Regions from separate parts of the Mus musculus genome. Here region 1 is linked to region 2. The links are chromatin loops, found by intact Hi-C in ENCODE. Cell type or tissue: heart. All regions are shown on one strand. Links, peaks and the distances in the headings refer to the core of each region. The heading gives the core; the rest is flanking DNA.

The links. Hi-C counts contacts between places; a loop is a spot of excess contacts. Peaks named below come from ENCODE experiments on the same cell type or tissue, not always from the same donor. Only the 100,000 strongest peaks of a DNase experiment are listed, where the experiment ranks them.
Region 1: a loop joins it to region 2, with 5 times the contacts of the local background. A loop is called at or near these places in 13 of 42 quality-filtered maps.

Annotation. Positions count from the first base shown.
Region 1 is chr10:80,744,539-80,756,933 of GRCm38, forward strand. It overlaps Dot1l (DOT1-like, histone H3 methyltransferase (S. cerevisiae)), which reads left to right and starts at 10,665. Exons shown (of 28, transcript NM_199322.2): 1 at 10,665-10,986. The coding sequence starts at 10,906. In heart, for the core only: CTCF peaks have their summits at 3,057 (motif pointing right) and 6,700 (motif pointing right); DNase peaks (open chromatin) are centred at 3,093, 5,227, 7,113, 7,723 and 1 weaker place; H3K4me3 peaks cover 1,289 bases; H3K27ac peaks cover 1,693 bases.
Region 2 is chr10:80,811,283-80,823,677 of GRCm38, forward strand. It overlaps Jsrp1 (junctional sarcoplasmic reticulum protein 1), which reads right to left and starts at 2,216. Exons shown (of 7, transcript NM_028001.3): 1 at 2,181-2,216; 2 at 1,013-1,135; 3 at 785-822. The coding sequence starts at 1,130. In heart, for the core only: CTCF peaks have their summits at 3,727 (motif pointing right) and 6,894 (motif pointing left); no DNase peak of the experiment used is centred there; H3K27me3 peaks cover 294 bases.

The sequences.
Region 1 (12,395 bases), core at 1,809-9,808, 67 kb before region 2:
AAGCACATTCAAACCATTACAGGCATCAGGTGCAAGCATGCATGGGGCGGGGGACATCACCTTCATTACGCTTTTAATTCTGTGACAAACACCATGACTAAAGCACCTTATAGAAGAAACCGTTTTTTCAGAAGGCTCGAGTCCATGAAAGCAGAGCACAGCACAGGGACAGGGACAGCTGAGAGCTCATGTCTGAGCTACAAACAAGAAGGGGGGAGAGAGAGAGAGAGAGAGAGAGAGAGAGAGAGAGAGAGAGAGAGAGAGAGAAAGACCAGAATGGTGAGAGTCTTTGTTTTGTTGTTGTTGTTGTTGTTGACATTGTTGTTGTTTTGAGACAGGGTCTCTCTAGGTCGCTTAGTCCTGGCTGTCTTGGAACTTACTATGTAGATCACGCTGACCTCAAATTCACAGAGATCCACCTGCCTCTGCCTCCTGAGTGGGATTAAAGGTGTGCGCCACCACAGCAGGCTGTGAGAACCCTCAAAGCCCTTCCTCTGTGTGACAGACCTCCTCCAACAAGGCTACACTTCCTAATCCTTCCCAAATAATCCCAGAAAGCAGGGGCCAGGTACTCAAACATAGGCATATATGAGGGCCATTCTCATCCAAATCACCACAGACATACACAGGCAAGATATCTGTACACCTAAACAGCCATGAAAATGAAAAATAACAAGAATGAATATCAATAGGGGCTGGAGAGATGGCCCAGCAGTTAAGATCTACTCTTCCAGAGGTCCTGAGTTCAATTCCCAGCAACCACATGGTGGCTCACAACCATCTGTAGTGGGATCTGATGCCCTCTTCTGGTGTTTCTGAAGACAGGGACAGTGTACTCACATACATAAAATAATAAATAAATCTAAAAAGTAAATACCAGCCAGGCGGTAATGGTACATGCCTTTAATCCCAGCACTTGGGAGGCAGAGGCAGGCAGATTTCTGAGTTCGAGGCCAGCCTGGTCTACAAAGTGAGTTCCAGGACCGCCAGGGCTATACAGAGAAACCCTGTCTTGAATAAATAAATAAATAAATAAATAAATAAATAAATAAATAAGTACCAATAGGGGCTGGAGTAACTCCACAATGGTTATAAGAACCAGGACAGGGGGCTGGAGAGATGGCTCAGCAGTTAAGAGCACTGACTGCTCTTCTGAAGGACCTGAGTTCAAATCCCAACAACCACATGGTGGCTCACAACCATCTGTAATGAGATCTGGCGCCTTCTTCTGGAATGTCTGAAGACAGCTACAGTGTACTTACATATAATAAATAAATAAACCTTTAAAAAAAAAAAACAGGACAGCTTTTGCAGAAGAGTGAAGTTTGATCACCAATGCCAGCCAGAGCAGTAGACTCACAGCCTCATATTAACGCCAGTTCCAGGAAATTAAACTCCCTTTGCTGGCCTCCGTGAGGAATTACACACCATAGTGCACATAAAATCCCTGTGCTTGATGGCACTTGGCACGAGGATCCAGAGTCAATTTCCAGATCCCAGTGGAGGTTCACAACTGTGTGACTGCAATTCCAGGGGATCCAAGCCCTCTTCTGGCTTCCACAGCCAACAGGAGAACACGGAGATGTGGATATACGTGCCGGCAAAACACCTACACACAGAAAATTAAATAAATAAACAAATAAATAAAAGGTAAAAATTTTAAGTAGTATTTTATACATTTTAGCTAGGCAAAGGACCACTGAGGTCCCAGCCTGATTGACATACTGAGTTTCAGGGCACAGTGCTCAACAAAGAGACAGTGTCTCAGTCAGGTGAGCATGGGGGTGTGGTGGCTCAGGAGGCCAAGGCAAGAAGATCAGAGACTGCAACACACAACAGACAAAATAAGAAAGGCCAGGTGAAAACGTTAACCTGCCATCCACACTGAAGAGATGCAGACAGGAGGATCGGAAGCTTGGGTTTTATTTGGGCTGCAAGGTGAATTTAAGGCCAGCCTGAACTACATGAGACTAAATTAAGTCAGGTATGATGACCCGGGCCTGTCATCTGCCCTGGGAGGCAGAGGCAAGGGGTCTCAGTGGATTTGAGGCCAGCCTGGTACATAATAACTTAGGTCAGCCTCAGCTACATAGAGACACACTGTGGAATGCAGAGGGTATGCCCAGCAGTCAGTAGTCTTGGGTTCCACCCAAAGGAAGCAGAAACTTCTGGTTTCTGTGGAAAGTTAGTTATGTCAAATGATGGTTTGCTGGGGCTCACAGGTGAGGGGATGTTTTGCTATAGCAGACACATGAAAGAATGGATGATAAAGGAGTATAAATATGACCCCACAGCCAGTGGGGCTCAAGCATTGATTTGCTTTGCTCTGCCTTGCTATCCTTGGCTAATGACACACATGTCTTGGTTCACCTTACATTGAGTTGTTGAGCCCTGCTTGTGATGATACCAAGGAGAAACTTGCCAAAGAATTAATTTCTTTCTTTCTTTCTTTCTTTCTTTCTTTCTTTCTTTCTCTCTTTCTTTCTTTCTTTCTTCCTTGTTTTTTGTTTTTGTTTTTGTTTTTTGAGACAGGGTTTCTCTGTATAGCTCTGGCTGTCCTGGAACTCACTCTGTAAACCAGGTGGCCTCGAACTCAGAGATCTGCCTGCCTCTGCCTCCCAAGTGCTGGAATTAAAGGCGTGCACCACCACGCCTGGCTGCCAAAGAATTTCTTATGCGGTTCCTGCAGCTTCTTGCAGCTTCTGTGGCCTCATGCCGGTTGGGGAGCCTTACAGTTTCTTCTGGATTGAACTGGCCTTGCTGGTTCTTGTGTAATGCTGGTCGAGAAGACTGGGCTGCAGCTGCTGATTCACATTTGGTGTTTCGATAAGGGACTGGACTACTGATATTCTAACAAGATTGGACATGCCTCCAAAGAACTGTTTCTAAACAGTTCTCGATGAAGAGGCAGGGGAATAGTTCAGGCCAGCCTGGGCTACCTGACACACCAAAACAACAAACAAAGCCATTGGGGTTACTTGAAGGCAGAAGAGCTTTTAACAGACCAATCTCACAGCACTGGGACTTCAGGAAATAGCACATTCCTCAGTGTGGCCAGCAGAGGGCAGTGCTTACCAGGCACAGAGGTGCAGCAGCCTGAGCTGGTGGACCTGGTCAGAGATTCAAGACTGTGTTATTAATCACACGGAATACCTTCACTTATCCATAAGCAGTCCTTCCACCTCCCCATCAAAAATCTATGTACCCTGCCAGGTGTGGTGGCACACGCCTTTAATCCCAGCACTCAGGAGGCAGAGGCAGGTGGGTTTCTGAGTTCGAGGCCAGCCTGGTCTACAAAGTGAGTTCCAGGATAGCCAGGGCTTCACAAAGAAACCCTGTCTCGACCCCCCCCCAAAAAAAACTAAATAAATAAATAAATAAAATCTATGTACCCAATCTATCCATCCACCCACCCTACCACCCACCCGTTCACCACCCACTCATCCACCCACCCATCCACCCACTCAACAACATACTAATAATCTACTGTATTCCAACTTTAGCAATGAGCAAAGATCAAGGAGACATTTAGAGAAAGAAGAAAGTTCTGAGAAAAGCAGGCAGGCAGACATGGGAACAAAGAGTTCAGAGAGGCTCAGGAATGGTGACAAAACTCAGACTCAAGCTTGTCCAGGATGGACAAGGTCCTGGGTTCAAGTTCAAGCAGAAAACAAACAAAACCAGCTCAGCCTGTGAAGGAGCAATGAGGGAGTGAGGGGGTGTGCAAGCTGATGAGATACACTGGCTAGCAGGGGCCACAGGAGCCACGGCCTCACAGGAGCTTCTCTGTGGGTGGGAGGTACTCAGCAAGTTTCAGGTCAGCCAGAGCAGCATAGTGAGCCCCTGTCTCAAAGCAAGAAAAACAAAGGAATTCCTAGAGGAGGGCTCACTCTGAAGAGATGTCTCAGCAGTTACGAACATTTGAAGCTTTTCCAGAGGACAGAGATTCAATTCCCAGTACCCACATGGTGGTTCACAACCATATATAACTCCAGATCCAGGGGATCCAAGTCCTTCTGACCACCATGGGCCCCAGACACACACAGATGTACATGCAGATAGAACACACATGCACATAAAATGAATAAATCGAAAAGAGAAAATAAAAAGCAGGTTGAATGTAACCATCTTCCCATTTAAAAAGTCCCTGATGCCTCTCGCCCCTGGAGAAAAAAAACCCCTGAGGTCCTCTGGTGTTTCCCTGGCCCAGGAGCCCCTTTAAGAGGGCGGGTGAGAATGAAGGAAGCCTCCCACAGAGAGCGTCTGGAGCTCTCCTTGGTGCTGAAATTCCTTTGGTCTGGCCACTGAAAGCATCCATCCCTCCCACCCTCAAGGAACTTGCTAATTCCTGTTTCCTAAGGATTCTCAGCGACAGCCCAAGATTTGCTGTGCATACGTGTACAAGTGTCCATGTGTGAAGGTCAGAGTTCAACCTTGGATCTGGTTCCTCACATCACATCTAGCTCTTGAACTCGTGGGTCAGACTTGGCTGGCTGGCTGGCCCCAGGGATTCCAGGAATCCTCCTGTCTCTGCCTCCTTAACTCTGAGATCGATTAAAAGTGTGCGCCACTATTTCTGGGCCTGTTGTGGGTTCTGAAGATCAAAACTCTGGCCCTCAAGCCTGCATGGTGGCCACTTTACCACCTGAGCCATGTCCCTAGCTCTCTGGGATTTGATTATTTAAAAAAAAAATTAAAGAAAAATCAGGTGTAGTGAGTGTTGCATGCCATTAATCCCAGCACTCCGAAGCAGATCTCTGTAAATTCAGGGCCAGCCTGATTTATGTAGTGAGTTCCAGGACAGTATAGCCCTGGCTGTCCTGGAACTTACTTTGTAGACCAAGTTGGCCTCGAACTCAGAAATCTGCCTGCCTCTGCCTCCCGAGTGCTGGGATTAAAGGCGTTCACCACCACACCTGGCAAACAAATACTTTAAAACAACTCTTCATTACATTTATTTATTTATTTATTTATGGTGTGCATGCTTGCTTGTGTGCGTGTGGAGGTCAGTGGGCATTTCCCAGAAGTTGGTTCTCTCCTATCCATTGCCAGGGTCTCAGCATGCCAGCATTGCCATTGATCAGACTCCAGCATGCCAGCAGCAGCTCTGCCGAAAGCATCTCTGTAGCCTTGGTTGGTTTTGTTCTGAGTAGGTTACATCAACTTGAGACAGCTAGAATCATCTTGGAAGATAGAGCATCGACTGGGTAAAGGCCCTAACCAGACTGATCCCTGGGCCATTTTCTTGGCCGAGGTCCAGTAGAGTGAACTGGCCACGGGGGCAAGCCATTCTGCAGTCCTCCTCCATTGCCTATGCCCAAGGTCCTGCCTGCCTTCAGGTTCCAGGCCTGAATTCTCTTGGTGATGCGCTACACCTGCAGGATGAAATATTGCTTCCACTCCCAGCACCTTTGCTCAGGGTATTTCAGGGTGGATTTTTAGTATGTTTATTTGTTTGTTTGTTTTGCTCTTTGTTTTGGGGTTTTTGTTGTTGTTGTTGTTGTTGTTGTTGTTGTTGTTGTTGTTTCTCAAGACAGGGTTTCTCCGTGTAGCCCTGGCTGTCCTGGAACTCACTCTGTAGACCAGGCTGGCTTTGAACTCAGAAATCTGCCTGCCTCTGCTTCCCAAGTGCTGGGATTAAAGGTGTGTGCCACCACTGCCCGGCATTAGTTTTTTGTTTGTTTATTTTGTTTTGTTTTTTAAAGAATTATTTACTTTATATATGTGAGTACACTATAGCTGTCTTCAGACACCCCAGAAGAGGGCATCAGATCCCATTACAGATGGTTGTGAGCCACCATGTGGTTTCTGGGAATTGAACTGAGGACCTCTGGAAGAGCAGTCAGTGCTCTTAACTTCTGAGCCATCTACACACACACACACACACACACACACACACTTTTTTTTCAAGACAGAGTCTCTGTGTAGCCCTGGTAATCTTGGAGCTTGCTCTGTAGACTAGGCTGACCTTGAACTCACAGAGATCAGCCTGCCTGTCTCCAGAGTGCTGGGATTAAAGGCGTGTGCCATCACTCCTGGCCTATTTTCTGTTCTTTAAACAGTTTATTTACTCTGTATGTCTGTGTTTGTGTGTGCCTGCAGGTGTATATATGGGTGGGTAGGGCATGGAAGTCAGAGGATAGCCTAGGCTGTGATCCCCAGAGGATAGCCTCGGCTGTGTTCTTCAGGACTGCTGCCTACTCCTTTTGAGCCAGTTTCTCCTAGCCTGGAACTCATTAATTAGACTAGGCTGGCTCCTGTCTGTGCTTTTCCAGTTCCTGAATTCCAGGGGCCACCACCCCAGGGCTGGCACCAGGGCATGCCACCACCCTAGGCCTGACACTTGTGTGTGGGCACCAGAACTAAAATAGGATTCTTGTCTTTGAAGGCAAACTCCTCACCAACTGAGCCATTCCTCTGGCCCTTTTCTTTGTTTATGAAAGTATATGTGTCCAATGTGTATGGAGGTCTGAGCTTGAAGTCCTGCATCTCCATCTCTCTCCACCTTAGACATGGACATGAGGTCCCTCTTTTAAAAAAAAGAAAGAAAGAAAAGAAGAGAAGAGAAGAGGAGAGAAGAGAAGAGAAGAGAAGAGAAGAGAAGAGAAAAGAAAAGAAAAGAAAAGAAAAGAAAAGAAAAGAAAAGAAAAGAAAAAAGATGTATTATATATATGAGTGTTCTATCTCCTGCACGACAGAAGAGGGCAGCAGATACCCTTGTTGATGGTTGTGAGCCACTATGTGGTTGCTGGGAATTGAACTCAGCAACTCTGGAAGAGCAGCAAGTGCTCTTTATAGATCTTCTCAGTCATCTCTTAACTGCTCTGCCTCCACCTCCCAGTGCAGTGGTGGGTGAGAGGCTAGTTCACCACACCCCGTTTATGAGAGTTGTTCCGGCGATGCAGCTCAGGGTTTCCCACGTTCCAGGTCAGCTCTCCACCCACTTATCCCATATCTGGTGTTGGTCTGGAACTTAAACTCCCCACTCTTGAGAGTACTTTGGAGTTCAGGCACAGTGCTGGCTGGGAGGGAGTGGCCGATGGCAAACCCCCGGCTTCCTCGGCTATTACTCAGACTTCCAGAAATAGAGCCGAGTGCGCACACATATAGAAACGGAGGTTATTTTAAGATGTGACTCACAGGATCCTGTGGGCTCTCAGCCCAAAATTAGCAGAACCGGCCAGCGCCTTGAAACCAAGAAGGTGCAGGAAGCTGCAGAGGAACTTCTAAGACAGAGGCTGGGGATGTGGGGAGACTTCCCGCTCCCTCTGGAGCCACGGTGTGGGCGAGGGGACTTCCCTCTCCCTCTGGACCTAGGCTTTCTCTTGCTTCTTTTAGGTTTTAAGCTGAGTTTGGTAACAAAAGGTAAAAGGATATCTGGGCACGGGTGGGGGTGTCTTCTTGAGGTCCTGAGCATACATACCCCTCACATCCCAGACTCCTCGTGCCCGCATGGAACCCTCCATATCCCAGCACATAATCCTTAAAATTCCAGCACTTGGGGTGCCGGAAGGCGATGAGTTAAAACTTTCCTGGGCAATATATATAGACACTAAATCTTAAACTCCCGTGTAGAACCCCCAGTGAGGGAGGGGCTGGGAGTGTGGACAGGGCTGGAACTCTATCTAGAATCCTCCAATGAGGGGTTGAGGCATGGTTAGGGTTAAGCCCTGCCTCCTGGGGGTGGGGGAGGAAAAGGGGTGGGCTGGGGGCGTGGTCAGGGGTGGAGCCTCGCCTAGAATCCTCTGTGAGTGATTGGGGGCGTGTTTGGCAAGGAAGTGCTTGGCCCTAGCTCCTAGGAGGCACCAGGCTATGCCCTATTAGCTCTGGCAATGAAAGCATGAGAGACCTGGGAAATTCTCTCCACTACCACTGAAGTTGGGACATTGTCTTGTAGGGAAAGATGAGCCTCACTCTGGACAACACAAGGAGAAAGTAATAGCTACAAGGCACGGAGGAGAGCTCTGTGTAGGAATCCCCTAGAGTGAGTAACAGGATTGGCCTTCTCTCTAAAGGGCATGAGGAAGTAGGTCAGATATAAAGAACGTTCACAGTCTGTCACTGCAGCAGCAGGCTGGGGGGCTGCTGGTCAAGGTCTGCTCTTAGACTAGCTTAGTGGGACAGTATTTGCTCAAGTTCATTTCCTTAATCAAGCAGGAAATAAAGAAAAGAAAAGAAAAGAAAAGAAAAAGAAAAGGCATTCAAGGTCATTCTGGCCTACAGAAGACTGTCCCAAGAACACCACCAGCAACAACCAGCCAAAGCTGAAGCAGAATGGACATGGTGCCTCCAGAGGGCTTTATCTCAGCACTCCACTCGGGAGGCAGAGGCAGGCCGATCTCTGTGAGTTTAAGGCCAGCCTGGGCTACTTATCAACTTTCTTTTGTTTTGTTTTGTTTTGTTTTTTAAAATTTTTTTCCAGACAGGGTTTCTCTGTATAGCCCTGGGTGTCCTGGAACTCACTCTGTAGAGCAGGCTGGCCTCGAATTCAGAAATCCACCTGCCTCTGCCTCCCAAGTGCTGGGATTAAAGATGCATGCCACCACTGCCCTGCACATATCAACTTTCAAAGCTACACAATGATCTCCTCTCAAAAAAAAAAAAAAAAAAAAAAGTAAAACAAGATAACAAAATCAAACGTAGAAGCCGCCGGGTGTGGTGGCACACCCTGTCTCGAAAAACCAAACCAAAAAACAAACAAACAAAAAAACATAGAAGCCAACAAATAAAAACAATAGAGCAATCTAGGAAGAGCCAATGCAGACTTCTGCAAGGAAGGATAATCTCGGCTCAGGCCCAGGCTATCCACCTGCCTCTGCCTGTGTCCCAAGAGCCCTGTGTAACCCATGAGTTACCTGGCAAGTTCAGTTTCTTGACCTGCTTACATCATACCAAGTGTACTGGCTAGTTTTGTGTCAACTTGACAGAGAAAGGAGCTTCAGCTGGGGAAATGCCTCCATGAGATCCAGCTGTAAGGCATTTTCTTTTTTCTTTTTTTTTTTTAATTTATTTTTATTATATGTAAGTACACTGTAGCTGTCTTCAGACACCCCAGAAGAGGGAGTCAGATCTCATTATGGATGGTTGTGAGCCACCATGTGGTTGCTGGGATTTGAACTTCGGACCTTTGGAAGAGCAGTAAGGTGCTCTTACCCACTGAGCCATCTCACCAGCCCATGTAAGGCATTTTCTTAATTAGTGATCAAGGGGGGAGGTCCCCTTGTGAGTGGTGCCATCCCTGGGCTGGTAGTCTTGGGTTCTATAAGAGAGCAAGCTGCAGCCAGGGCTACACAGAGAAACCCTGTCTTGGGAAAAAAATGTATTTAAGAGAGAGAGAGAGAGAGAGAGAGAGAGAGCGCAAGCTGAGCAAGCCAGGGGAAGCAAGCCAGTAAAGAACATCCCTCCATGGCCTCTGCATCAGCTCCTGCTTCCTGACCTGCCTGAGTTCCAGTCCTGACATCCTTTGGTGATTAACAGCAATGTGGAAGTGTAAGGTGAATAAACCCTTTCCTCCCCAACTTGCTTCTTGGTCCTGATGTTTGTGCAGGAATAGAAGCCCTGACTGAGACACCAAGCTACAGAGTCTTTTACCACGTCATTTAGTTTTGGAACGAGGGCTCACTGAGTTGCCCAGGCTGGCCCGGAATTTACTTGGTAGCTCAGCATGGCTTCTAGCTCCGGATCCTTCTTTTGGGGGCTGGCAAGCGCTAGGATGAGGGGTGGGAGCCATCTCCCCTAGATTACATTCACTCCCATGTAGTCAGGAAGAAGAAGCAGCTATCCAGAAGCGGCTGGTGAGCTGGTGACAGCTCACCTCAAGGTAACTTATTCTCAGAAGGTTTTGGGGGGAGGGAACTTAAGTATTAGAAGGATTGGAATGGCCTAAGAAGGAAATAAGTTTGGCTCCTGACTCTGTAAAGTTCTGGGCAGGTCAGAGAATAACATTGCTTTGAACTCTTAATTGAGAGCCTCCGACCTATAGGGTCCAATTTGACTGATGATTTATTAATTAACTTATTGCTCACATCTTTAATCCCAGCTCTCAGGAGGCAGAGGCAGGTGGATTTTGGTAAATTCGAGGTCAGACTGGTCAACAGAATGAGTTCCTGGACAGCCAGGGACACCCTGTCTCAAAAAAAAAAAAAAAAAAAAAAGCATGTAAATAAACAATAAGCAGATAGGCTAGAAAAGTGAAAAAATAGAAAAGCTAAAGAAGGGGAAAAATTGAAAAATGAAAAAAAAAAGAAAGAAAGAAAAAGCCAGAAAAACAGAAAAAGAAAATTGACGGGAAGGGAAGAGAAAGAAAAAGAACAGGAAATGGAAAGAAAAGAAAAAAGCAAAGCAAAGCGAAGGGACGCGAAGCAAGCCTGTGCAACTGGGATTTGAACTTGACCCCGCCTGGTCTCTCTCGCTTTCCTCCGCAGGGTTTCCCCGGGTCCCCGCTTCCGGCTGGCGGCGACGTCGGAGGGCAACCGAGGACGTGCGTGCGCCGCTGCGTGCGTAAGTGCGTGCGTCGGTCGGAGGAGGGCGAGTCCAAGGGGGCGTGGCGTGCGAGGGGTGGCGCGCGCGGCGCGGCGGGCGGAGGCTCTGGGCGCGCACCGCCTCTTGGCTCCCGGCCTCCCCCGCGCGCGCTCGCCGAGTGGTTCCGCCCGACCCCCCGGCTCATTGTGCCTTCTCCTCACGCCGGCCCAAGATGGCGGCGGCTCTAGACGCCCCGGCTCTGTGACTCCTACAAAGAGGGGAGCTGGGGCCACACGGGAGCGGCGGCCGAGGCACAGGCCGGGCCGTCTGTCCTCAGCCGTCCGCCCCGCGTCCGCCCGTGTCCGCCCGCCCGGCTTCCCGCCGGTGGCCCCGCCCCTCCCCCAACCGCCCGCCTAGCATGGTGCGGCGGCCGCGCGCGCCGACATGGGCGAGAAGCTGGAGCTGAGGCTCAAGTCGCCTGTGGGCGCCGAGCCCGCCGTCTACCCGTGGCCGCTGCCGGTCTACGTGAGTGTACTTGCGGAGAACGCGGGGGTAGGAGTCGTGGGGCTCCGCGGCGGCAGCGGCGGCGGCGGCGGGTCCTTGGCCGTTCTCGGCCCGCGCCTGCCGTTGCCCTGACGCGGCCGGTCGCGTTGTCGCCGCCGCCGGCCCGGAGCCCCGCGTCTCCAGCCTTTGAGGACCTGAGTCTGGACCGACCTTGTGGGCAGGGGTGTAGAGACTGAGAAGTCGGGGATTCCTTGCCTTTCGTGGCGACCCCTCATGTTGTCACCTCAAATTGTCACCTCACGTGCCCTCTTCCAGTCATCTGTTTCTTATCCTGATGCCTTCTCCTATTGTCCTCTATGCCCTTTCTCGTTGTCACCTTTTGATGTTCATGGGCAGGTGCTAAAAAGAACCCTAGGAAGTCAGGGGGAGGTTGGCCCTTGGGTTTGGGTTGTCCCCCCACGTTCGTGGAGTGGTAGGAGGGCTCCGAATAGTTGTTTCTTCATGTCAGGGTGCCCGGCTGAAAGAACCTGAGAAGTTAGAGAGGTTGTCATCTCAATTTGTACCTCATGTGTCGTTTGACGTTGGTGGATTGGCCTGGAGGTACATTGGAATGCTGGAGCAGTTGTTTCTTAATGTTGGTGGCATGGCTAGAGGGGACTTAGGGAGTCTGGAGGTTGTCCTCTCATGCTGGTGGGTAGAGCTGGTGCGACTCTGCAAAGCTGGAGGTGTTATCCCTTAAAGTGGAAGTGCCAGAGGCAAGTGGGTTCTGAAGTCCAGGAGGGCCTGCGGAGGTCAGTGTACTGTCCCCTTGTGGCCCTTTGTATGCTTTGAGTAGAAGATACAGCAGTGGGGTTCCCTGGTGCTGCTGAGTTCACATCCTCACTGGGGTCCCAGGGAACATGTGTGTCCTGGGATGCCCTTGCACCTGTCCTCTGCCTCTTCGAATTAGGCAGCCCTGTGTGTCCTTGAACATTCCCACAAGTGTCCACTCAACTCTCCTGAGGTCAGCAAGATGGCTCAGCAACAGTCTTATAATCTGAGTTCCATGTTTGGGACATGGGCAGAAGGGAGAGTACCAACTTCCACAAGTTCTCTGACCTCACTGTGTGCACAGACACAGCCACTCACAAATGTAATAGGAATTTTGAAATATCTGTTTGTGTGTATGCTGGTCATGGTGGCACACACTTTTAATCCTGGCACTTGGCAGAGGCAGGAGGAGTCCTGACCAACCTGGTCTATAGTGTGGGTTCCTGGTTGGTGGTCTGCCTACAAAGAGTCTGAGAAATTGGGGAGGCTTGTCCCTCTTCTTACCACGACTGGAAGGACTGTGGGAAATGGGAAAAGTTGTCCCCTGGTGTTGGTGGAGTCTGAGAGGTTGGGAAGTCCGGGAGGTTGTCTGGTGAGGCTGTCTGGAAGAGCACACTCTT
Region 2 (12,395 bases), core at 2,314-10,313:
AGTTCCAGTCCTGACTTCCTTTGTGGAATGTGGAAGTATAAGCTGAATAAATCCTTTCCTCCCTAACTTGCTTCTTGGTCATGATGTTTGTGCAGGAATAGAAACCTTGACTAAGACAACCTCACACACACACATACATATATGTGTGAATACACAGAAGCTGGAGAGACAGCTAAGTAGTTACAGAACCAGCTGCTCCTGCAGAGGACTCAGGTTCGATTCCCAGCACCCACATGGGACTCCAGCTCCTGGTCAGATGTCTGCATCTGACCTCTTCAGGCATGAGGAACACATGTGTGCAGGCGAAACTCATAAAATAAAAATAAAATAGAAGTAAGCATTCATAGACATCAACTAAAAATGAGGGAAAGAAGCCGGGCGGGGTGGCACACGCTTTTAATCCCAGCACTCAGAAGGCAGAGGCAGGCGGATTTCTGAGTTCGAGGCCAGCCTGGTCTACAAAGTGAGTTCTGGGACAGCCAGAGTTACACAGAGAAACCCTGTCTCGAAAAACAAAAAAACAAAAATGAGGGAAAGATTTGTAAGGCCTGTGGGGCTATAGCTCACCCAGCATGCAGGAAGCCAGGACTCTGTCCCCAGCATCACGTAAGCCAGGTGTGGGGTCAGGAGGGAAAGGCAGGAGGCTCAGAGTTCAGGATCATCCTTGAGGTTTGAATTTGAGGACAGCCTGGGCTATATGAGACCCTAACTCAAGAAGAAGAAAAAGAAGGAAGAAGAAAGAGAGAGTGAAAGAGAGAGAGAGAGAAAGAGAGAAACTACTCACATGGGTCCAGTCACTGGAGTCGGCCCGCCTGGATGTCCCTGTAAGTAAAACAGTGGGCTATTCACCACCCGTAAAGGATCCTGTCCCGTCTCCTCCCCAACTCTGCCTCCACTCCAGATGACAAGGGGTGTGGGGTATGAGGCTCAGAGACACGTTTGCCAAAGACACACAGTATGTGTCATCATGGATTCCAATCCAGATCTGCCAGGTGATCCTCAGTCACTGTACCTCGAGCCTTGCTCTCTGGCCGCCGGCCTGAGGCTGGTTCCTCCAGAAATGGGAGGTCATCACTGGGGAGGCAGCTGCCCAGGCCCCCATCCAGGTCCTCCAGGCCTCTGGTAGTCATAGAGACTGGAAGATGGGGAGGGAGGGAGGATGTGGTCTCTGTCTTTATACATGCTCTCAGCACAGCCTCCTCAAGACCCCTCCCCCAGAGCCCAGCCACTGCAGGACTCCAGAATCTAGCAGCACAGCAAAAGACTAAACTGTGGTTCAGAGAGACTCAGGGCCCACTCAAGGTCACACAGTAATAAATCCAGAGGCCCACGCGGGAACCCTCCTCCCAGGGCCGGCTCATGTTCTCTGAGGCCATCAACTATTTTTATCCAGTGTCTAAAGCCAGCAAGATGGGTGAGTCTAGCAGCCCAGCCCCTCCCCAGGCCTTTGCTCCCAATCCTCCCCTAGCACTGACTGTCTCACTGACCTGAGGGTGGGGAGCACCGCTGAAGCCCCAGCAGCCTGGACCAACTGGCCCTCACTGTAGCAACTGTGGAGCAAGACAAGCTTTCCTGCCCCCTTTCCCATAGGGCACATGGAGAAATTGAGACCAGAGGCTGTGCTGAATCGAAGCCAAACACAAGACCTAGCTTATTATGGTAAAAGGGGATGTCCCCATGGCTTCTGGCTGTCACTCTTAATGTGCCTCCATGCCCAAACAGAAACACTTTAAAATCAGGGAGAGGATGGGCTGGCAAGATGGCTCATCAGGGAAAGGAGCTTGTAGCTCAGTCTGATGGTCTGAATTCAATCCTTCAATTCCCTTTACTCACACTCCATCGCTGGAAGGGGAGACAAGACGCCTCAGGTCGTCTTCTGACAACCACACATGCACCTTAGCATTTTAGCATTTACCTTAGCATCTAGTGCCTACATGTACACCAAAAAATAAAAAATTAAAATGTAATTTAAAAAATGAAATGAAAATAGAACCTGGAAGAGTTTTCCACATGGGGGAAGGGAGCTGAAACACAGGAGACAGAAAGAGTTTGGCCCCCACCTCTGTGTGTGTAGGGGGTGACAGTCACAGGAACTGGAGACCCTTATGGGCATCAGAGGTTCCCACACCAAGAACCAGGGACCCACACCTCTGCCCAGGTCTCCCCACAGCCCCTCTTACCCGACAGCCTCCGAGCTGGGCTTGAGAGACAAGATAGTGGACGGAGGGGCGGCCTGGGATGGACAGGAACAGGTGGCCAGAGACAGCTGGGGACACCAATTGGAAAGAGCCAGGGAGCCAGGAGGAGGGACTTCCACAGAGTCACTGGCAGGGTGGCCACCACCCCAACAGTGCTACAGAGCAGAGAGCTGACTGAGGGGTGACCCACTCCTACTTCAGTACACAGCCTGCTCCTCCAGCAATGAATCAGGGGATCTTGTCTGCTGCCCTGGTGTCCAGGGGCCTAGGCAACTGTGACTCCAGCAGCCATATCTGAAGCTTCTGCTCTGTGCAGGCTCGTCCCTGCCCTGCGTTCCAGGTTCACTCACAACTGTTTGCCAGTGCTTCATGCTTTCTTTTCTTGTCTTGTCTTTGCTTCCCTGGAACTTGCTCTCTGTAGGTAGACCAGGCTGGCCTTGAACTCATAGAGATTTACTTGTGTCTTCCTCTTTCTTTCTTTCTTTCTTTCTTTCTTTCTTTCTTTCTCTCTTTCTCTCTTTCTCTCTTTCTCTCTTTCTCTCTTTCTCTCTTTCTCTCTTTCTCTCTTTCTCTCTTTCTCTCTTTCTCTCTCTCTCTCTCTCTCTCTTTCTCTCTCTCTCTCTCTCTTTCTCTCTCTCTCTCTCTCTCTCTCTTTCTCTCTCTCTCTCTTTCTCTCTCTCTCTCTTTCTCTCTCTCTCTCTTTCTCTCTCTCTCTCTTTCTCTCTCTCTCTCTTTCTCTCTCTCTCTCTCTCTCTCTCTCTCTCTCTCTCTTTCTCTCTCTCTCTCTCTCTCTCTCTCTCTCTCTTTCAAGATTTATTTATTATTATACATAGGTACACGTAACTGACTTCAAAGGCACCAGAAGAGGGCATCAGATCTCATTACAGGTTGTGAGTCACCATGTGGTTGCTGAGAATTGAACTCAGGACCTTTGGAAGAGTAGAAGAGTAGTCAGTGCTCTTCACTGCTAAGCCATCTCTCCAGCCCACTCGGGGTTTCTCTTTATACTACTTGAGTTACTTTATGTAACCTCAACCCCTCCCTGGGAACTCTAGGTGGAGCTCCACCCCTCACCCCATTCTACCCCCTCCCGAAGCATGGAAATTTTAGGTAGTGACACGTTTGTGGCTTCATCTCTCAAGGCTTCTCAGAACCTCTGTTTCCACGTGTGCAAAGTGGGATTCAGGCGGCCAAGAGCTCACTCCCTGAGGGATGTTTGCCAGAAGAATGCTGCTGCACAGGGCTGCGCGCTGGGGAGCCTGCACTTTGCATTGCCACAGCTCACTGCACTAAGGAACCTGTCCATGCTGGCACAGTTCATACACGACGTTATCATCGGCCCATGGAGTTGCTTCATCAGTGAACAAGCACAGCACGACCCAATGCAGCCATTTGGAGACCATTGTTACTGTTGTCAATGGCAACGGGGTTGCTTTTTATATTCCTTTTCAAAAAAAAATATTTATTTAGTATTATTTATTATTATATCTAAGTTCACTGTAGCTGTCTCCAGACTCACCAGAAGAGGGCGTCAGATTTCATTACAGATGGTTGTGAGCCACCATGTGGTTGCTGGGATTTGAACTCAGGGAAGAACAGTCAGTGCTCTTAACCATCGAGCCACCTCTCCAGCCCACTTTTTCTATTTCTTTAAAATGGAATTTTAAAAATTTATTATTAATAAGAACACTGCAGCTATCTTCAGACACACTGGAAGAGGGCATCAGATCCCATTACAGATGGTTGTGAGCCACCATGTGGTTGCTGGGATTTGAACTCAGGACCTCAAGAAGAGCAGTCAGTGCTCTTAACAGCTGAGTCAACTCTCCAGTCCAATTTTATTTTATTTTATTTTATTTTTGGTTTTTCTTTTTTCTTTCTTTCTTTCTTTTTTGTTTTTTTTTTTTTGTTTGTTTGTTTTGTTTTTTGTTTTTTTTCAAGACAGGGTTTCTCTGTTTAGCCCTGGCTGTCCTGGAACTCACTTTGTAGACCAGGCTGACCTTGAACACAGAAATCTGCCTGCCTCTGCCTCCCAGGTGCTGGGATTAAAGGCATGTGCCACCACTGCCCGGCTCCAGTCCACTTTTTATATTTCTTATTTTATTGTTTTCCTTTTTACATTTTTTAACAATTTATTTATTTACTTTACATCCCAATATCAGCCTCCCTCTTCTTCCAGTGCCCCCTCACACAGAACATACCCCCATTTCTCCCTCCCTTTCTCCTTGAGAAGGGGGAGCCCCTCTCTAGGTGTCACCCCACACATCCCCATACCCTGAGACAGGGTTTCTCTGTGTAGTCCTGGCTGTCCTGGAACTCACTTTGTAGACCAGGCTGGCCTCGAACTCAAAAATCTGCCTGCCTCTGCCTCCCAAGTGCTGGCATTAAAGGCATGTGCCACCACCGACTGGCGACTTCTACTTTGGAAAGTCAGTTATGTCAAATGATGTTTTGCTGGGGCACACAGGAGACAAAGCGTCTTGCTAAAGTAGACATGGGAAGGAGTATTTTTCTGAAGCAGACACAGGTGAAAGGACATTTTGCTGTAGCAAACACATGAAAGGACCCATGATGAATAAGTACAAATATGACCCCACTGTATTGGTGAGGTTTTGGCTACACCACTTTGCGCTCCCAACAGATCTCACAGGCACCTGCTCAGGAGCTATCTCAGATCTCTGAATGGAAAACACACACACACAAACACACACACACACACACACACACACACACACACACACACGCCAGTTAATTTTAAAAAGCCTTGGCTAACTCAATGGTTGGGTACTTCTTTTTTTGTTTGTTTGTTTGTTTTTGTTTTTTGTTTTTGTTTTTTCGAGACAGGGTTTCTCTGTATAGCCCTGGCTGTCCTGGAACTCACTCTGTAGACCAGGCTGGCCTTGAACTCAGAAATCTGCCTGCCTCTGCCTCCCAAGTGCTGGGATTAAAGGCGTGCACCACCACGCCCAGCTGTTGGATACTTCTAAGCCTGCTACCCCTTGCCTAATTGGGGAAGTGGCTAGTGACCACTTACTTGAAGTCTCACATAGCTGGTTGGCTTTATCTCTGGTGCTTCCTCATAAAATTGGAAATAGTTCTACCTGAAGCCCCAGCTATTCCACTCCTGGGCTTATACCCAAAAGATGCCAGATACTGGAAACAACCTAAATGTCTCTCAACCAAAGAATGGATACAGAAAATGTGGTACATTTACACAATAGAATATTACTCAGCTATTATAAAGAAAGACATCATGAAATCTGCAGGCAAATGAATGGAACTAGAAAATATCATCCTGAGTGAGGTGACCCAGTCCCAAAAGCACATGCATAGTATGTAGTCACTGATAAGTGGATATTAGCCATTATATACAGGAACCATGTTACACTGTACAGACCCAAAGAAGCTAAAAAGGAGGGCCCGGGGGAGAACGCATGAAGTTCACTCAGAAGGGGAAATAAAATAGACATTAGTGGTGGATGGAAGGATGGAGGGGGCAAGGAGGGGTACGGGAAGGCGGTCAGATGTTGGGGGAGGGGAAGAGGGTTGGAAATTGATGGGGAGACACCTCTGGGACCAGCTAGAGGCCTGGGACAGGTGAGGTTACAGGAAGTCTATGGGGGTGACCCTAGCTGAGATTCCTACCAGAGGGGATATAGAGACTGAAGTGGCCACCTCCTGTTACCAGACAGTTTCCTTAACGTTTATTTATTTAGTGTAACTTCATGTGTACGTGCCCATGCTATAGAGTATCTGTGGAGGTCAGAGGATGGCTTGTAGGCTCTAGTTCCCTGGCTTATCCTTGCAGCCTGTGAATTCCAGGGACCCACCCACCTCAGGTCACTGAGCTTCCTGGGTACAGATGCTTGGCTACCAGCCAGCTAGATGACAGAGTCTTACTCCATAACTCTGGATGGCCTGGAATCAGGCTGGCCTTGAACCTGCAATGTTTGCCTCTCAAGCCAGATGACAGGCATTCACCTCATAGCCAGCATTTGTTTTTTGTGTGTTTTTTTTTCTGTTTTTCTTTTTGTTTGTTTGTTTGTTGTTTTGTTTTGTTTTGTTTTGTTTTTGAGACAGGGTTTCTCTGTATAGCCCTGGCTGGGAGTGCTGGGATTAAAGGGATTAAAGGTTTGCACTACCATGCCCGGCTTCAGCATTTGTTTTGAGACAGGGTCTCCTGTAGCACAGGCAGGTCTCATGTAGCTCACTATGTAGCTGAGGATAGCCTTGAACTCCTGACTCTTCTGCTTCCACCTCCCAAGAGGACAAATGACAGGTGTACACGACCACAACCAGCCCTGGGTCCTTAATGTTTTTGTCGAGGTCTTGGGCCGCAGGTTCCCTGAAGAAAATACTCGGGTGTCACATGGCACCCACAAGATTGTTTTTTGGTTTTGGTTTTTCTGAGACAGGGTTTCTCTGTGTAGCCCTGGCTGTCCAGGAATTCACTCTGTAGCCCAGGCTGGCCTTAAACACAAAAATTCTCTTGCCTCTGCCTCGGATTGCTGGTATTAAAAATATTTGCCACACCTGGATGCTTTTAATATTTTTAAGTTAAAACTTTTTGTTAGGGGGCTGGTGAGATGGCTCAGCAGTTAAGAGCACTGACTGCTCTTCCGAAGGTCCTGAGTTCAATTCCCAGCAACCACATGGTGCTTCACAATCATCCGTAAGGAGATCTGGTGCCCTCTTCTGGTGAGTCTGAAGACAGCTACAGTGTACTTACATATAATAAATTAAAAAAAAAAGAAGTATTAAAAAAAACCCTTTTTTTAAAACTGTGTGTGTGTGGTGGTGTTGTTGCTGCTGTTGCGGCTGTTGATGATGACGACGATGATGGTGATGACGATGACAGTGATGATGGTGATGACGATGACAGTGATGATGGTGATGACGATGACAGTGATGATGGTGATGCTTTTGGAGCCATTGCATCCCCTGGAGCTGGAGTTACCCGTGGTTGTGAACCAGCTGACGTGGATGCTGGGAACCAAGCTTGAGTCCTCTGCAAGGGTTTGGAAACAACTAAGAACAGAGCCAGCACTGTTGCCTGTGACTGGTGCATCCTATCCACTCCCCTCTAGGATAGGATGATTGTGGTTGGAACACAGATGAGGGCATCCTGACCAGTCCCAGAGAAGCAGGGCCTGAGTTCGAGGCCAGCCTGCTACAAATAAATAAGTAAATAAATAAATAAATAAATAAGTAAAAGCTAACCAAAATATAAGAAAACTGGAAAGATGGGATTCACGGGGCTGGGTTTGGTGAGGGAGGGACAACTCCAAGGCTGAACAAACACAAGCAACCATTGGTCCTCCACTCCCCCGCCCCTTCTCTCTCTCCACCCCACTCCTCTGTCTCCTCCTCGCTTCTCTGTCTCTTTTTTGTCCCATTATATAGACTGAGAAAAACAATACAAAATAAAATATTGTGAGTAGAGATAGTAGCGTTTACTGGAAAACACCTCCATGACTTAAGATCTGCCAGCTCCCTTTGGGTTCCTCAAAACTACCTCTGTCCTGTGTGGAGATACTCAGGCCTTCTCCCCATGCAAAGGCTGGGCTAGGCTTTATCTCTGAGCAGAGTCTGGGGTGGGTGGGGACAGTTGCAACAAGCCTTTGCACCTCCTGCCCGCCTTGCTGAGCCAGATCAAGTCCTTGAGGTACAATCTCTTCAGTCCTCTTGCCAGTCCAGGCATGAGCTCAGCCTTCCTTCCCCCTCTTAAGAATTGTTACTTTTTTATTTTTTGGTTTGGTTTTTGAAGCCTAGCACCACTCACTCTGTAGACCTTATCAGCCTGGAACTCAGGGATCTGCCTGGGTCCCCTTTAAAAATAGATTAAACACATGAGCTACCTCGACTTGCCTTTTTGTGTATCTCGTTTTCTTAGGTATTTTCAGACAGAATCTCACACTGTAGTTCAGGCAGGACTCCAACTTACAATAATCCTCCTGTCTCAGCTTGTGCTGCGATGCCTAATCTCAATTTACTTGTTTGTTTAAATGACATGTGTTTGTTTTGTGTGTGCTTGTTTGTAGACATCCAGGGGGAGCGGTTGAGAGGGGTCAAAGGACAATTTTGGCGTCAGTTTTTTCTTCTACCATGTGAGTCCCAGGTCAGCAGGCTTGGCAGCAAGCCCCTGTGCTTCTGCCCCTTGCTCTTTCTGCCCTGGTTCCAGTCTGTGGACACACTGACATAGTGACCCATCTCAGCAGGTCTGCAGACTGGATTCCAGGGGGCATGCTGGATCCTGGGTCAGTCCTAGCCTTTGGAATGCTGAGGCAGAAAGACAGTTTCAAGCCTGAGTGGGCTCTAAAGTAGACCATATTTTAAAACCTCAAATACAGGCTGGAAAGATGGCTTAATGGGTAGGGATGCTATCTACTAAGTCGGAAGACCAGAGTTCAATCCTCAAGACCCATCTGCAAAAAGCTCTGAACCTACTCATCTGAGCTTTCCTCTGACTTCCACACAGGTGTGGCATGGATGATGTATGCAGTAATTAAAAAGGCAAAGCAAAACTGTTTACCTGAGGTGCTTATTCAAATAGGAAAACATCTGAAGATTCAGGGATAATCCATGAGGATCAGGGTGGCCCTGTTTAGACTCTCCTAGTGAGGGGGCTGGGGGCGTGGTCAGGGGTAGAGCCCTTGCCTAGACTCCCCCAGTGAGGGGCTAGGGGCATGTAAACCCCCCAGGGACAGACTAAAGAATATGTTGTTAACTCCAAATTTTCTTTTCTTTTCTTTTCTCTTTTCTTTTCTTCTTCTTTTTTTTTTTTTTTGTTTGTTTGTTTGTTTTTCGAGACAGGGTTTCTCTGTATAGCCCTGGCTATCCTGGAACTCACTTTGTAGACCAGGCTGGCCTCGAACTCAGAAATCCTCCTGCCTCTGCCTCCCAAGTGCTGGGATTAAAGGCATACACCACCATGCCCGGCTAACTCCAAATTTTCTTAATGTTGATAAACTAGAACAGCAACTAGGTTTTCAAAAAAACTGAACTAGGCCAGCCAATATACTATGAAGATGTGTTGGCATTAAAATAGAAACCTACAGTAGTTTTAAGATAGAGACATGGTTATGTTTATGTATCTACAAAGAATAAAAAAAATAGTTACCAGAAAAACTTATAAAAATTAAATCAGACCAAGAAAAACCTATTATCATTGCATACACTAGCAAAATTTTATCGAAAGGACCCAGATGTAGCTGTCTCTTGTGAGACTATGCCGGGGCCTAGCAAACACAGAAGTGGATGCTCACAGTCAGCTATTGGATGGATCACAGGGCTCCCAATGGAGGAGCTAGAGAAAGTACCCAAGGAGCTAAAGGGATCTGCAACCCTATAGGTGGAACAACATTATGAACTAACCAGTACCCCGGAGCTCTTGACTCTAGCTGCATATGTATCAAAAGATGGCCTAGTCGGCCATCACTGGAAAGAGAGGCCCATTGTACACGCAAACTGTATATGCCCCAGTACAGGGGAACGCCAGGGCCAAAAAAATGGGAATGGGTGGGTAGGGAAGTGGGGAGGGGGAGGGTATGGGGGACTTTTGGGATAGCATTGGAAATGTAATATAGGAAAATATGTAATAAAAAATATTAAAAAAAAGAAAAAGAAAAACCTATTATCACCTGAGACACAGACGTCTTCACAAAGCAAACAGCCCAAGTGATTCACAGGCTGTCTCAGTCACTCATTTCTCTAAAATAAGCATGCTAATCAACTTCAAAAGGGCTAGCCCTAATGACTGATCACACAGAGACTAGATAAACATAAAGACTGGACAAGAAATGCTACAACTAGCTTTTCTCAGATTAACTATTTTTTTTCCTTGGGGCCCCAAAACAAAAATCCTTTGCCCCAATTCAACAACAACAAAAAAAACCCCAAATATATATAAAAAGACCATCGTCCCAGTCCCTTCGGCTGGGGTGGGTGCTTTCGGCTGCTTGAGATGTTATCATCTAAGGTGGTAGGTTATTTTGCTTAATTGTTATATATTATTTGAAATTAATTTTCAAATTATTATATATTAATAGAAATTTAAGGTTTTTGCTTTATTATATATTAATAAAATTTAAAGTCATTTGTTTAAATTATTATATATTAATAAAAACTGAGCTGGGCGTGGTGGCACACGCCTTTGATCCCAGCACTCGGGAGGCAGAGGCAGTTGGATTTCTGAGTTCAAGGCCAGCCTGGTCTACAGAGTCAGTTCCAGGACAGCCAGGGCTACACAGAGAAACCCTGTCTTCTCGAAAAAACAAACAAAAATACTGAAGGGTTTTGTTTATTATATATTAACAGAAAAATTAAATTATTTATTATATATTAATAAAAATTAAATATTGTTATGTTAGACTATTATTTGACTACATTGTACATAACCTATTTATTTAACATATGATTTTTTTTCCTTTTTTTCCTTTTTTTCGGTTTTTCGAAACAGGGTTTCTTTGTGCAGTCCTGGCCATCCTGTAACAACTCACTCTGTAGACCAGGCTGGCCTTGAACTCAACATATGATGGATCTTATAATAATCATTATTATATAGATTATTAATATTAGAGAAAATATTATTTTTTAATGTTTTTTTAAAGATTGGGGTTTTTTTCTTATGCAGATGAGTACACTGTTGCTGTCTTCAGACTCTCCAGAAGAGGGCATCAGATCCCATTACAGATGGTTGTGAGCCACCATGTGGTTGCTGGAACTTTTAATCGCTGAGCCATCTCTCCAGCCCCATCTCCCTTTCTGTTTAAGAATAGTTTTCTTGAGGGCTGGAGGGCTGGAGAGAAATGGCTCAGAGGTTAAGAGCACTGACTGCTCTTACAGAAGTCCTGAGTTCAAATCCTGACAGACTTTCGGAAAAAACAAAACAAGCAAACAAAAAACTTCTGATGATGTTCTAGGGGCTTCTTGCTGCTTCTGCAGACTCTCGACAATTGGCAGAGCGGCACAGTGATGTCAGCTGATACATACTCACATAGAGCTTTGCTAAGACAGATTCACATGGTAAGACAATACCCATGGGAAGACACATAATGTTTGGATAGAGTATAAATAGGACTCAACAGTGACAGCAGGCTTGCATAGCTATCTTTGCAACGCTTCTTTGGTCTCAAGTCTTCACTGATCTTCAGTTCGTTGAGAAAGGCACAGCAGAGAACTTCTCCTGGTGTCCCCTCTGGTCCTGGTTGCTTCTGCTGACTTGTACTGATTCAGCGAAGGCCTGACTTTTTCTGCTGGGTCATGCCACTGCGACTGATTCCTGTTGGTAATCCTGACACCACTGAACTGGACCGCTGGTTATATATCCTGACAACACAGATGGGATTTTCTCCAAAGAACTATTTCTTTTTCTTTCTTTCTTTCTTTCTTTCTTTCTTTCTTTCTTTCTTTCCTTCTTTCCTTCTCTCTCTCTCTCTCTCTTTCTTTCTTTCTTTCCTTCTTTCCTTCTCTCTCTCTCTCTCTCTCTCTTTCTTTTTTTCTTTCTTTCTTTTCAAGACAGGGTTTCTCTGTGTAGCCCTGGCTGTCCTGGAACTCACTTTGTAGACCAGGCTGGCCTTGAACTCAGAAATCCGCCTGCCTCTGACTCCCAAATTCTGGGATTAAAGGCCTGCGCCACCACCGCCTGGTTGATTTATTTATTTATTATACATAAATACACTGTAGCTGTTTTTAGACCCACCAGAAGAGGGTGGCAGATCTCATTATGGGTGGTTGTGAGCCACTATGTGATTGCTGGGATTTGAACTGGAGACCTTTGGAAGAGCAGTCAGTGCTCTTACCTGCTGAGCCATCTCACCAGCCCTTCTTTTCTTTTCTTCTTCTTTTTTTTTTTCTTTTCTGTGTAGCCCTGGTTATCCTAGAATTCACTCTGTAGACCAGGCTGGCCTTGAACTCAGAAATCAGCCTGCTTCTGCCTCCCATGTGCTGGGATTAAAGGTGTGCAAAGAATTATTTCTATTTCTAAACAGGTCTTCCCTCCCTTGTCCTAATAACCTTTCTTTTCCACTCCCTCTAGTGGGTGGTATGCTAGAAGAGATGTTAAAATATGTAAGAACCCTTATTAAAAGTAAGTTTTAGGGGGGTGAGTCTGATGGACTTTTGGGATAGCATTTGAAATGTAAATGAAGAAAATACCTAATTTTAAAAAAAAGTAAGTTTTTAAAAATCTACTCCAGG